Regions from separate parts of the Homo sapiens genome. Here region 1 is linked to region 2. The links are chromatin contacts, found by Hi-C or POLR2A ChIA-PET in ENCODE. All regions are on one chromosome and are shown on one strand. The core of a region is the stretch at or near the end of the contact, and the rest is flanking DNA. Distances in the headings are between cores, read along the strand shown. Region 1 overlaps LINC02391 (long intergenic non-protein coding RNA 2391). Region 2 overlaps LOC105369896 (a long non-coding RNA gene).

The links. Hi-C counts contacts between places; a loop is a spot of excess contacts on that map. ChIA-PET counts read pairs that join two places held with the same protein, here RNA polymerase II (POLR2A). Pooled maps may share reads with other maps.
Region 1: a pooled map shows a loop between it and region 2 (2.2-fold over the local background). The contact joins two enhancer-like sites. A Hi-C loop is called at or near these places in 1 of 50 pooled maps. POLR2A ChIA-PET finds 5 or more read pairs at or near these places in 2 of 52 experiments (B cell and naive thymus-derived CD8-positive, alpha-beta T cell).

Annotation. Positions count from the first base shown.
Region 1 is chr12:92,338,749-92,345,339 of GRCh38, reverse strand. The region is part of intron 2 of LINC02391 (long intergenic non-protein coding RNA 2391); the gene reads left to right. Among named protein-coding and RNA genes, the nearest start is that of LINC02391, 22 kb to the left of the region's middle. Within about 2 kb of position 4,264, at least 2 of the 41 ENCODE cell types and tissues checked have a DNase peak (open chromatin) inside an H3K27ac peak, as active enhancers do.
Region 2 is chr12:91,575,015-91,582,320 of GRCh38, reverse strand. All of the region lies in intron 1 of LOC105369896 (a long non-coding RNA gene), which reads left to right. Among named protein-coding and RNA genes, the nearest start is that of LINC02823, 250 kb to the right of the region's middle. Within about 2 kb of position 3,445, at least 3 of the 41 ENCODE cell types and tissues checked have a DNase peak (open chromatin) inside an H3K27ac peak, as active enhancers do.

The DNA of each region.
Region 1 (6,591 bases), core at 3,015-5,514, 760 kb before region 2:
CTGTGGCTTTTCCAGGTGTACGGTGAGAGCTGTCGGTGGATCTACTATTCTGGGGTCTGCAGGATGGTGGCCCTCTTCTTATAGCTTCACTAGGTGGTGCGCCAGTAGGGACTCTGTGTGGGGGCTCTGACCCCACATTTCCCTTCTGCACTGCCCTAGCAGAGGTTCTCCATGAGGGCCTCGCCCCTGCAGCACACTTCTGCCTGGGTATCCAGGCATTTCCATACATGTTCTGAAATTTAGGTGGAGGTTCTCAAACCCCAATTCTTGACTTACAATTCAAGATGAGATTTGGGTGGAGACACGGAGCCAAAGCCTATTATAGTGCATACATAATCCATAGTTGCTTTTAAATAAGCAGCAGGAAAATCAAAGCTATAGTTGTCAAAACTTACAAATAGTTTAACATACACATATTAAGTAGTTTATATATTTATATATAGTTACATATCTGTGGTCTGAGCACATATATATACATATATATGTAGTTTGTATATTTATAATATATATTTATATATAATATATATAAAGCAGTTTAATATATAAAGTAGTTATATATATATTTATTTATATATATATATATATATTTGAAGTGAACCATAACGTATTTGTTTATATGAAGCTGACATTAAGAAAGTTAAACAAAAAAATTATATTCTGGAAGTATCTATTTTCTCTCTTTGTTGCTTATCTTAAATTAGATTTTATAAATATTTAAGCCTTTGAAGAACTATTTTTTAATAATAATATCAAATGAGAAGTCTAAATTTAATAATACCAAAATGAGAACTCTAAATTTTCAAAAATAGTTAGAAAAACTTTAATCAAAATATTCAAAAGAAATGGAGCACCAAACTGGCTCTCGAAGTTTTTAGTGATTATAGTTATTAAAAACAAATTTTTCAGATAGAAAGACATAATTTATTCTTACAAAAGCAAGGAAGGAACAGAACAAATTAAACAATGGTAACTTGCCTGGTGAACAAAATTTAATTTTGAAATTCTGTGTTTTTAAATATCTCAACTTGCAAGAAAAATCTTTTCAAGGACCTCTACTTTAAAATAGTAATTTATATTACATGTGCGAATGAAATAAAACTAAGAAGCCTATGATTTTTGCAGCATCAAAATTGGCAAAACATTGAAATAATTGCAGATAGAAAAAACTTATTCAATGTATTTTGTCTCCTAAAATGTATTTGAAAAAAAGGAGGCACTCTGAATAAAGGGTATGATATAGTACCTTTAAAATAATTAGACCAAAATATTTATACAATTCAATAACCCCCTTAAGAATATCCTTCATTGAGCAGAATTGACTCTGCAGTTACAAAATACCTCAGCACATATGAGAGTATTTTCTCAGTAAAAATATTATGGCTTTTATGATCAACAGAGAAAAAGTCAATAAAGGTTGTCAGAAATGTCAAATTCATTAACTATTTTAAATACAGCTTTAAAGAAGATTGTAGGCAGTTTTGTGGAAAAACATAATAAGACCGTTGGTGGATCACAGAGGATTTCTAGGGCAGTGAAATTACTCTGTATGATACTGTAATGATAGATGTATGTCATTATAAATTTATCTAAACCCATAGACTGCACAACACTAGGAGTGAAACCTAATGTAAACTATGGACTTTGGATCATGATGTGCCAGTGCAGGTTCATCAGTTTTAACAAATGTACCACTCTGGTGGGAGATGTTGATGATGGGGGAAGCTATGCACGTGTAGGAGAAGGAGGTATATGGAAAATTTCTGTACCTTTCATCCAGTATTGCTATGAACCTAAAACTGCTCTAAAACAGTCTACTTTTATTTTTATTTATTTTTTTTTTAAGTTAGGCACAGTGGCCCATGCCTGTAATCCCAGCATTTTGGTAGACCAAAGCAAGAGGATTGCTTGAGGCCAGGAGTTTGTGACCAAACTGGGCAACATAGCGAGACCCTGTCTCTACTAGACAGATAGATAGATAGATAGATAGATAGATAGATAGATAGATAGATAGACTCTCTTGAGGCCAGGAGTTCAAGACTAGCCTAGACAACGTAGCGAGTCCTCTTCTCTACAAAAAATTTAGAAATTAGCTGGGCATGGTAGTGCATACTTATAGTCCTAGCTACTTGGGAGGCTGAGATGGGAGGATTACGTGAGCCCAAGGATTCAAGACTGCAGTGAGCCATGATTGTGCTATTGCACACTCCAGCCTGGGCAACAGAGTGAGACCCTGTCTCAAACTAAAAAAAAAAAAATTCTTCGGAAAATTTCTGGTGTCATGATACTAGATCTACATGTAGCTTTTAATGATTAAATTACATAAGTAGTACCAAGAATAATTGTTGCCCTTATACTATTTTTAGTATTCAGGAAATCAACATAAAGAAGAAGATTTTTTTTAATTTATAGATTTAAAAAAAATTAGACAGAATTTTAAAACTGTACATTATAGCCCAATCAGTATATTATAATAGTGTATTAGCTCTGGAGTGCTGGCGTGGCACTAATGCTTATCACCATCACCAAGGCCAGCTCAGCAGCAATGACCTCAGAGCCTTGCTTGGTCTGATCTAGAGGAGTCCTCACAATGTGTGGACTGCTAGGACCTTGAACCCAGGCTGCACCTTGGGAGAGGAAGCAAGGGAGGTACTAAGAGCCAGAGTTGATACATATATAGCCTAATGCTTAGGTGGATCTTTTGCATTGCATGTTTGCTGCTTTGATAGTAATTCCAAGGATACACAACTTTAGCCAAGAAAAAAATCATTATTCTCTCCAATTTCTCGGCTTGGATCAGCCTTTGTGGCCTGTCCCAGTTCTACTGATTTAACTAGAAATTTTTATATAATCACATTAAGCCTATGGGGACAGGAGTTGATGTAAAAGAAAGATATCCTCATTTTACCTGGAGGAGGTCATTATTCAGTGGTCAGTAAGTTTTCAAAATAATCAAGAAATAGCTATATATATATATAGAGAGAGAGAGAGAGAGTATACAAATATGGAAATAAATAGAAGAAACTGCTGAAATGTTTGAAAGTAAGGAATGGAATTGGGAATGAGAGGGTAAGAAGTTTATATTAAACGTTTTGTTGTATTTGAGTTTTTAGAATTGTGAACATGTATTGTGTTAATTTTTAAAAAGTAAATGAAGTTTTAAATTAAATGCCTAATATACCTAGTAGGAAGTCAAGGTTTCCTTTTTGTGTTATTCCCAATTTTTATGTTTCTAGATAGGCACCTGACTTCCTCCTGTTTTTTGACAATTTCTGCACAAGAAATTACTAATTCACTATGATCTGAGGGCCATGCAGACTGCCCTAGATAATCTTGAAATTTGCTAAACCATTATAAAAGGTTTTCTTTTAGGTAAATTTCAATCCCTTTACCATTCAAAATGTTGCTAACTGAAAGCATTTTTACAAATATACAGTTAATTGAAATCTGGAAAAGTAATGAGCTTCCTTATTTGCTTATATGCAATTCCCAGTATCACACATGTAATTTAAAGATTACCTACTACCTGCAGATATTCTTCTTACCATGTTAAGGCAGAGACCACCCTCTTCCCATTTCCTATGCTGGAGGTGAGACAGATGGAAGCATTATTATAAATTAAGATCAGTGGTGGGTAGAAATTTGGCAATTCAATTAGGAAAATTACACACCAACGTTACGCTTGTTACCAAAACTTCTTTTTTTGCAAATCACCAACTTCTCCTTCCTCTAATTTTTGGGTAAACAAATTAACGCTGAGTGTTATCGGCTGGCCCGTGGGTTTTCCTGCAATATATTATCAGGACTCTGTCAGTGAAATGCGCGTCGTTGTCCGTACATTAGTTCCTGAGACTTGCAGGAGTTGTTGCAACTTGTTCATTCCAGTGTTCAAATAGTTCAGCCGTTGTGTCAACATGTTAGGGGCCAGTCTCTGATCATGATGGGCCAGGCTCACTCTTTATTATTGCGGGTGGATTCCCTTTCATTTATGTTCAGACTGCAGATCAGCCTCTACCAAAACAAATTGGCAGTGAAAGGTAGAATATTTCTTGTTGAAATTGCCAGGGGAGTCAGTACAGGGTCTGGATAGGATTTCACAGAAGATTGGAAATGGTATCAGGTAAAAAATGTGAGTTAATATTGAGGGCGATTCCACCAGCTTGCTCCTGTCTCTGCTTTAAGAGTAAGGAAATACAGTCACTGATTACAATCATGGCTGTAGTCACTGAGGCTTACAGTATGCCCAGACAGGCGTGGTTTTAAGTGCTCTGTCTTATCTCATTTAGTCCTCATCACATCCGTAGGTGGTATTTCACTTTCATTGGAGTAAATAAAAGAATGCCTTAAAAATGCTTAACACAGTGCCTGACAGTGTATAAAGAAACATTAGCTTATTATCATTGCTAATCATCAATAACGGCTCGATAATGTCTTTTGGAAAAGCTCTGTCTTTTGGAATCCTGCCAGTCCAAGGTAGACTCTTTCCCCTTGGGGGAAGAATGCAAAGGGTGGAATAGAAAACTCTGTTGGAAGTTTACATTCCTATATTTTAGTGGCTAACACGCTCAACAGATGAGGGAAAGACAAAATAAATTTTTCAACACTAATCCTAGTAACTAAAGTATGTCACATGTCCAGATGCTGATTCCATGTGACTTGGCTGGGCCAACACCTACCTTGCCAATCTAATACTGACATTTTTCGCCTAGTAACCAGAGACTCAATCTTACAGCCCCCACTTTCCGAGGAGGGAATGAGATGCTTTGTTCAAACAGAGGTGAGCCTTGTTAGATGTTGCAGAGGAAATTCAGACATCAAATAAATGCCCTTTAATGCTGCTTGTCACTCAGAACTTGTGATGCTAAGAACACACAATGTTAACTTTTTTTAAGGAATTAAGTGGAAGACTCCACCACTGTATTGCTAAAAAGATGTAACCAAAGGCAAGTGTAGCTTTTGGAAATTTAATTGAACTTTAATTAAAATCTTTAACTTTGCTAAAAAAAAAACTGCCATAAAAATAGACATTAAATAGTTAAGCATTTGATTCCTGAGTGGTTACAGTTGTAGTGGACAATGGGCATGATGGAGGCCTGTGATTAAATCAAGGGCTTTGGCCCAAGCAGATAACACTGGGATTAAAACATGGTCCTGACCACACCTACTTTTGTCACTTTAGGGAAGTTATCTCTTTATGTGTGCATTTTCACATCTGTAAGATATGAAACTTCATGGAATTGAGAGACAGGACTAGCTGGATTTCCTGTGCTGACTAAGAATTCCTAAGCCTAGCTGGGGAAGGTGACCCCATCCACCTTTAAAGACGGGGCTTATAACTCAGCTCATACCCGACCAATCAGGTAGTAAAGAGAGCTCACTAAAATATCAATTAGGCTAAAAGCAGGAGGTAAAGAAATAGTCAATCATCTATCGCCTGAGAGCACAGGGGAGGGATAATGATCGGGATATAAACCCAGGCATTCGAGCCAGCAGTGGCAACCCACTTTAGGTCCCCTCCCATTGTATGGGAGCTCTGTTTTCACTCTATTAAATCTTGCAACTGCACACGCTTCTGGTCCATGTTTGTTCCAGCTCCAGCTGAGCTTTTGCTCACTATCCACCACTGTTGACCGCTGCCATCGCAGACCCACTGCTGACTTCCATGCCTCTGGATCTGGCAGGGTGTCTGCTGTGCTTCTGATCCAGGGAGACACCCATTGCCGCTGCCAATCGGGCTAGAGGCTCGCCATTGTTCCTGAGCGGCTAAGTGCCTGGGTTCCTCCTAATCGAGCTGAACACAAGTTGCTGGGTTCCACGGTTCTCTCCCATGACCCACGGCTTCTAATAGAGCAATAACACTCACTGTGTGGCCCAAGGTTCCATTCCTTGGAATCTGTGAGGCCAAGAACCCCAAGTCAGAGAACAAAAGGCTTGCTGCCATCTTGGGAGTGGCCCGCCACCATCTTGGGAGTGGCCTGCCACCATCTTGGGAGCTCTAAGAACAAAGACCTGCCCGTAGCAGAATCTTTATGAGGATTCTATGAGATTACAGCTTTGAAGTACTTGGAACATAGTAGATACTTAATAAATGACAGTTATAATGATAATGGTCACGAAGAAGGGATCCAGGAAGTACCTTGGGTTCCATAAATTTGGTGTAACAGAGGAACCATTGTCAAGTCACACAAGTTAATGCTTTTCTTATCTTGCCCAAAATGGGCCTGTCCAACCCCCGCTGTTCTCACAAATCAGTGTAGAGAAATGGAGTACCGGACAGGGAAGGATAGAGAGACAGGTTAAGTGTTCCTCACAGTAAAATGCCTCAGGGGCAGTAGATATTTGCATCCAAGGGAATCCCCTACAACCTTTAACACATAATAATCACAAAAATAAAAACCAAGCAAAACAGGAAGCACATTCAGCAGAAACTCCATTCCCGATAGGAAAGAACCAGCATTCCAGAGTTTCCCAAAGGACACCAGGAATGTGGAACTTGCCAATGCAAATTCCATGGAATCCAGAAATTATCTGTAAAGAGCAAATGGCCAGATATAGGGAACTAACCATGCCAACCAGTCTGGTAATTATAGGAAA
Region 2 (7,306 bases), core at 2,196-4,695:
TTTTCTTTTTTTTTTTTTTTTGAGACAGAGTCTAGCTCTGTCACCCAGGCTGGAGTGCAGTGGCCAGTCTCGGCTCACTGCAACCTCCACCTCCCGAGTTCAAGCGATTCTCCTGCCTCAGCCTCAGCCTCCTGAGTAACTGGGATTACAGGCACTCACCACCACCCCCAGTTAATTTTTGTATTTTTAGTAGAGACGGGGTTTCGCCATGTTGGCCAGACGGGTCTTGAACTCTTGACCTCAGGTGATCTGTCTGCCTCGGCCTCCCAAAGTGCCTGTATTATAGGAGTGAGCCACTGCGCTCGGCCGTTTTTGTCAGCTTTCTTCACAGATATAGTCCAGATGTTTTCAAGAGTGACTGGCATTAACTAGATATTTAAAAATTATATTTGTTGAATTAATTAAAAGGTACAGCTTTTTGGAAGCATAAGAAAATGAAACAACACTTTTATAGTCACAGAATTTAATTGGGTTTTAGAAAATATTAAACTCTAGCTTTTTCACTTTTCATCATTATAAAATTCCTGAAGCTAATCAATGAGCAAAACATTAGTAGTACTGCTACTTCATGTAAGTTATGTAGCACCCTGAGCTCTTTGGCAAAAAATGACTCTAAAACATAATATATGTTAACATATGTAAAGTGGATAGTGACTGATTTTCAAAACATTATTCATACATGTGTGACTTTAATTAGGAAGCTATAATAGATACACTATGAATTTTCATGAAGAAAAAAAACAGCATCTGGACTTGAGATTCTACACAAAGAAAAAGCTGGGTTTCTTCCTTCTTGTCCAGAGTATATAAAACCTATATTTCCTTCAGTCAGAATTTTCTCAAAAATAGCAAACTAAAACTCTAGTAAAATCAATCAGCTTTCACCACCAGTTTTAAAAATGGTAATTCAAAGCTTGTAAAAAAAGGACCGTGATTCCACATTTTTAATTTTCTCACAGAACTATAACTTGAAAATATGTTCTATACATTACTATTTTGTATATGTAGTTTTTAAAGATATTAACTTGTTACAAGTATATTTCTCTGAAGATGTTCATCTTTTTTGCTGTTTCTTTTAAATTATTTTCAACTGTAAACCTACTGAGATTTGAGTTTTTTAGCACTGTCAAAAAATACTTACTTCAAGAAACATTATTCTCCTAAATGTATAGAAGATATTTCAAGAGATCATAATTTCATATTAGATATTCATAAAGAATTTTCTTTCATAAAATAAACAGATTTTTGCCATTTTATAAATGCACATAAAAGCAGTAACTGTTCTTAATTTACCAACATTTCTTTTTGCCTCCTAGAACACTTACATCTGATATAATAAGATAATTACTAAGTGTCTTATAAGTGTTTCTTTAATGTATCATCTCTCCCAAAACTTTGAAATCTCCTGGAAGACAATAAACTGCTGAAATAATTCTTTCCCCTCTTCTGTTATTAAACATAAAATAAGCATTCAAACATATTTGTTTGATTCAACAATTGAAAATTAATTTGAATACTACCCATTCAATGCAAATAACTATACATATACAAAAATTATGGGTCATTATCATCCTTTAAGTCAAGTAAATAAGTAATTGTTCTAAGAAATTAAAAAGCTATATTTTTCCTTTATTGTTAAATGTTAAATAATTCAATATTGCTTCCTTGCAAAATTACTCAATGAATATATATTGCTTTGATCATTCAAAGTTATGTATATATACACATACATATACACACATACATGGATATTCAACTATTTGCTGTGCACTGTGTTGGATCCATTGTACGTGTTTTCTTTCTTTCCTCCCAACATCTCTTAAAAACATAATTGTCTTCACATTACAGATGAGGGAGCTGAAGATTAGAGAAGCACAATTAATTGTCTAAGGTTTTACTGTCAGTAACAATCAAAGCTGAGATTTAAATGCAAGTATTTAGAATGCAAATTTAATTATATTTCCAAAATATTACAGCTAATTCTTCACATGCATATTCTATCTTCAAACAAATGGGTATTACTGGTATATATTAAGTACATATATAACATACTGAAGCACATTCTAAGAGATAGAGTAGCCTGTAAACATAGATCAGCAACTGTAAATGGATACACAGTAAGGCATATACAGGTACAGGACTGGCTTTCTTGACTTGACATTAAGTATATGCACCAAGTAAAAGAGAGCTGCATTTCAGCCCTTTTCAGTGTGGCTCTTATTTGGGTTAGAAAAATGGTGATTATTTTTTATGACAGGAAGGATCAGATCATCTTAATTCATCATCTCCTTTGCATTCACTCTGAATCATTTTTCTGTCTTGGCCTACAAATTAGTAATGTTTTTTATTGCTTAACAATGCAAAGAATTATCTCATCATCTAAGTTCAACTCTATAATATTTAAGTTAATCAATATTTGCCATTTGTTAGGCATATGATAGATATTCAGATATTTACTAAGTTTAGACTGTATGACGGATTTTCTCTGAAACTAAGACCACTAGGTCAGTTAAAGTATTCCATCCAAACCCCACTGTGAATTATATTGCTGATTTTAAATGAGCTTCTATCCAGGCTGTTCAAGCACATGTTTCTTTCAGATCTTTGGCATCTCTGATTTTATTCTACCTTCAGGAATTAGGAAAATCAAGCTGAGTCCTTTAGTTTTATGTTTCCTCTGTATAAGTAGCGTCTACAATAAATACCAAAGCTTAAAGATTAATAAATCCCTCCACGTACAACAGGATTTATGACAGAAAACTGCAGTATTTTTACTAATTATTACAAATGACAATTGAAAATACTCACTTCTGGCTTTGCTCTTTTTATGACTGTAAAAGCCACTAGCATAAGGATGCCTCTTTTTGGTTAGGCTCATAATCTTTGATTTATCTTCTTCAATTCTGAGAAAATAAGCACTGAGGGGGGTCTGGTTTATATTACTGGGACAAGACAATGGCTCTAATCTGCAATCTTCTATTTTGTTTCTGCTGTTCAAAGACCAATTTCAATTTTAACTTGCCTGTTGTCCCTTTTCTGTTGGTAGAAAGCTGTTTTGATTACAGGAGGGGTGGAGGTGGTGGGGGTGAGGTGATGTCAGTGGTGATGGTGGTGGTGTTGTGTGTGTGCCTGTGTGTGTGTGTGTGTGTGTGTGTGTGTGTGTGCGTAAAAAGGAGCTAGGCTAGTAGAGGAATGGGAGGCAGCATACATAAGCTGTATTTGTGAATCTGCTTATAAACCTAACAGATTTTTCAGCTGAAATTTGGCCAATGTTAATTGTACACACTGAATTCATGCTGGGAAAATCTCTTTGGAAAAAAAAAAAAAAAAAGACAGAGAGCACAGCCGGCCTGTTATGTAAGATGTTTATTTTCATCCAATCCAACCCACCATAGGCAGTACAGAAAATAGGCCAGTGCTTCTGACCGGTGACATCACCTCATCATCAGGAGAAAGCGGGAATGGCTGATCACCATATTGTTAGTAAAGAGGATAATTTCCTTTCACAATTGTTTTTCTTTTGGAAACCTTTATTTCTGGAGATAGTGATCTCATCTCTGTGGGATGTTTATTTCTTCAGATTCTGTAATAACAGTGAAGCTACCTGGATTTCAGTTCTTGTACAATGCACATAAACACTTATTTTGGTGCTTTTTCTCTGGGTCTCCAAACGTTAAAAGATTGGATGATTTTAGCAGAACATTGACCATCCTAAGAAAATTGTGACGGGAAGAGGAATAATTATTCTGATATTTAACCTTATGAAGTATTTTATGTAGCCTTTGGTAATTTGCTTTGCAGAATGCCTCCTTTTCTTAGGCTGTGTCACATTATATTTGGGTAGATGGGCATTGTGTTTATTTTATGAATACTAAGAATGAAATGCACAGTTTTTAGAAAGTGTTTTAAGCAGGTCATTATCTACGCTATAATATAGACGTTTTTGCAATTTATAAGTAGTAAAGTGGGTGAAATTTTGTGGGTGTGTGCATGTAGCTTTTTTTTCTAATTCAAAATTAATAGAAAACTAAAAATAGGGTCTTTATTATAGAAGCTAATTCAGCTACTTAGAAAATATACCACAATAAAATTAACCAGTCTGTGGTTTGTTTATGACAGATTTGGTTAAATGACTTCTTTCTGTTACGGGACAATTTTCAGGATTATTCAAATTCACCCACTTTTTAAAATAAATAATTTGCCTATTCTTGTTTCATTCTCCCTCTAGAGGATATCAGTGCGTATTACAATTCAAACATTAAATATGCCAGTAGGTCTAATTTAAATACAGCACGATCCTGAGAACTGTTCCTTGACTTCATTTGTATTCAACTTAACTCAGTTCTAGAAGCCATTATCTTAAGTAGCTCTAAGTTTGCAGCACTTTTTTCCTTTAAACCTAGGTGTCAGTATCTTAAGGAGGTCATTTTTGTTTTGTTTTGCTTTGTTTTGTTTTTGTTTTTTTAAACAACAAAATCAATATCTTAACCCTCGTGAAGAGCAGTACTGAAATGGTTAGAGTTTCAGTTTCTAATATAATGAGCGGTGTGTGTTTGTGACTCTAAAAGTCTAATTATTGTGTTCTGGGATATCCACATTACATCTGCTAGGCAGTCTTTGAGGACACTGGAGGCCATTTAATGTTGTATAAATTAAGTATCACAATAAAAAGTGGTCCAGTAACCTGCAGATATGACAGTCAAATATTAGAATTGGTACAAAAATATTTATGGACATTCACCTGAAGATGAGCATAGGAAAGGGCTCCTTATCTTGCTTTCAAGAGACATGAATGATTTGATTTGCGAAAGCTGCCTAATCATTCAGAGCCTATTTTCTCTATCAGTAAATAGGAATAATTATATCACCTTTTAGTAGTATGAAGACCAAGTAAAATCTAGAAAATGCTTAATATGTGACTGACTTGGAGTAAATTATTTTCTCTTCTATTGTAATAAAAATTCTCTGGTTGGAGCTAAGAAGTGAAAATATAAAAATTAGCAAAACCTTTCGGGAGATTCCCCTCATTTCTTGATTTATTTTCTTATATGTTCTGTACTTCCAATTTCAGAGTCATGGCATGATTTTATCTTCAAAATGTTGTTACAGGACTCTTGCAGAAATGCCAGTCGTAGGTGGACAGTCTGGAAAAAGAAATCCATGATTCTGTTTCTTAGTGTGAGACTGTGGGGCTTTATTTCTTTTTGGTGGGACATAGAAAGGGAGAAATAGGTAGTCATTTATGTTTTGATTTAGAAGTTCAGCATATAAAGTTTCAAAAAGAAAGATGCTATAGAATATAATAATATATTTCTATTTGTATTTTAAAAGCCTAAAAATTATTTATGAAACTATTTGCAGGAAGTTGGGATTAGGCAGAAGTTTGGAAAACTTTTTCTTTCTCTGTACGGTTTACATAAAAATATTTTCATGAAGAATATACATGATAAAATTTCTTAAGGTGAAAGGTAAATCTTCCATTTCTGAACTCCAGTACCTTAATTTCCCTCTCAAAGACACCCACAGTTTATAGTTCATCATTTTTGTAAGATTTTGCTAGGCAATATATACATACATATATATATATATATAAAAATATAAAATGTTTGTTTTCAGTAGGTGTGTTCTATAGTCTTTGTGAACACTGAATTAGTCACTACTGTACCATTGCTCCTATGGGAAATACAGAGTTAGGTTTCTGAAAGCCTTTGGTCACAACAGTGTCATCATCTGATCTATACGTAACTTTGTTTTGTGTGTTTTTGTGTATGAAGGCATCTTATTTATGATTCATTAACATTAAACTCACAGCCACTATAGCTCATACCCAAACAAAGTTTATCACATATATTTTCACCATAAGGCACATTACAGTCTTCTTGTGCTTAGGAACAGTAGACAGCACTTCAACACTATGCTTGGGGGAAATTTTAAACAGTAAAATCACCAGCAAAAAAGCACAAAAATGAGAAACATTTGGCACTAAATAGACCATGAAAAGGACACTTGTTTATAGTATGGAAGCTGAAATAAGAGGGCAGAGCATTGCCTTCTTTAACCTAGAAAGTTCTGCAAGTATTGATTTTGGAGTTATTAATACAAATATATCTTAGCAAGTAGAAGAACCCATGAATAATGAGGATCAACTGTATATATATGTATGTATTTATATGTATGTGTGTATGTATATGTATATTCTTTTAATCATACACTAGCAATATATTACACGCACTGTTCTGACAGTTGCTTTACAGTATTACTCAGCAGACTCTGAAGTCAGACTGTGGGATCAAAACCTGTCATTACCCTTTGCTAGCTGTGTTACCTTGGGCAGGTTACCTAACTTTTCTGTGCTTCTCTTTACTCTTCTATAATATGGGACTTATAAGGGTATTTACTTAATGGAGTTGTCGTGAGGATCAAATTATTTGATACACAAAAAGCATTTAGAATATATCTGACACATCATAGACATTATGTATTTGCTGCATCATCATTTAAGATATTTGGATAATATTCCTTATTGACCTATATAGCAGGTTCTCACTCTTTTTGAAAACAACATTGTGTTACATCATATGGATACATCATAATTTTTAAACCTGGTGCCCACAGAGGGCATTTATATAGCTTTGTATCTTTTGCTTCAATGAGAATCATCTAACACATTTTCATGTACACGTGGAAATCAACCTGTAGGCAAAGGGGTTGTGCAGTTTTAATTGTATATATATTACCACATTTCCCACAGATTTATTATAATAATCATGTATAATTTAAAAAGCTATTTACTTTCAATAAAAAGAGAGAAAAGAATGACTCTTAGCTTTTATCTTTTGCTCAAATGCAGATTTTTTAATGCAATAAATTGAATAAATAATCACATTTACCATGTAAATGATTACAGTGACATTTAATGCCACCCATTTTTTAGGTCTATTAAACACCAAAAAGTTTGCAAATATTTTGCAGACTTTACATAAATTATATTGCCAGTCTAGAATATTCTATCAGTCCAGTAAGAATATACCATCTCAGTTAAGTAGGAGTACACCTATCATTTCCTCTACTTGATACTTCTCTTTATGTTAGTAACTCCCCAATAATTTCACTTATTACATTGTGTAAAAAATGAAATCGAAAGCAGAATAGCTGATATACCCTCTGCTTTAAAGGCACTAGTATTAGCTGTAGAAGCTTGAGAAAAACACAAATCTTGCTCAAAAAGGATTATTTTTAATACAAAGAGCACTAATAACTTCCACAAATTAACTATGACATTAAGTAGTCTTCCGGCTTCTTCAAT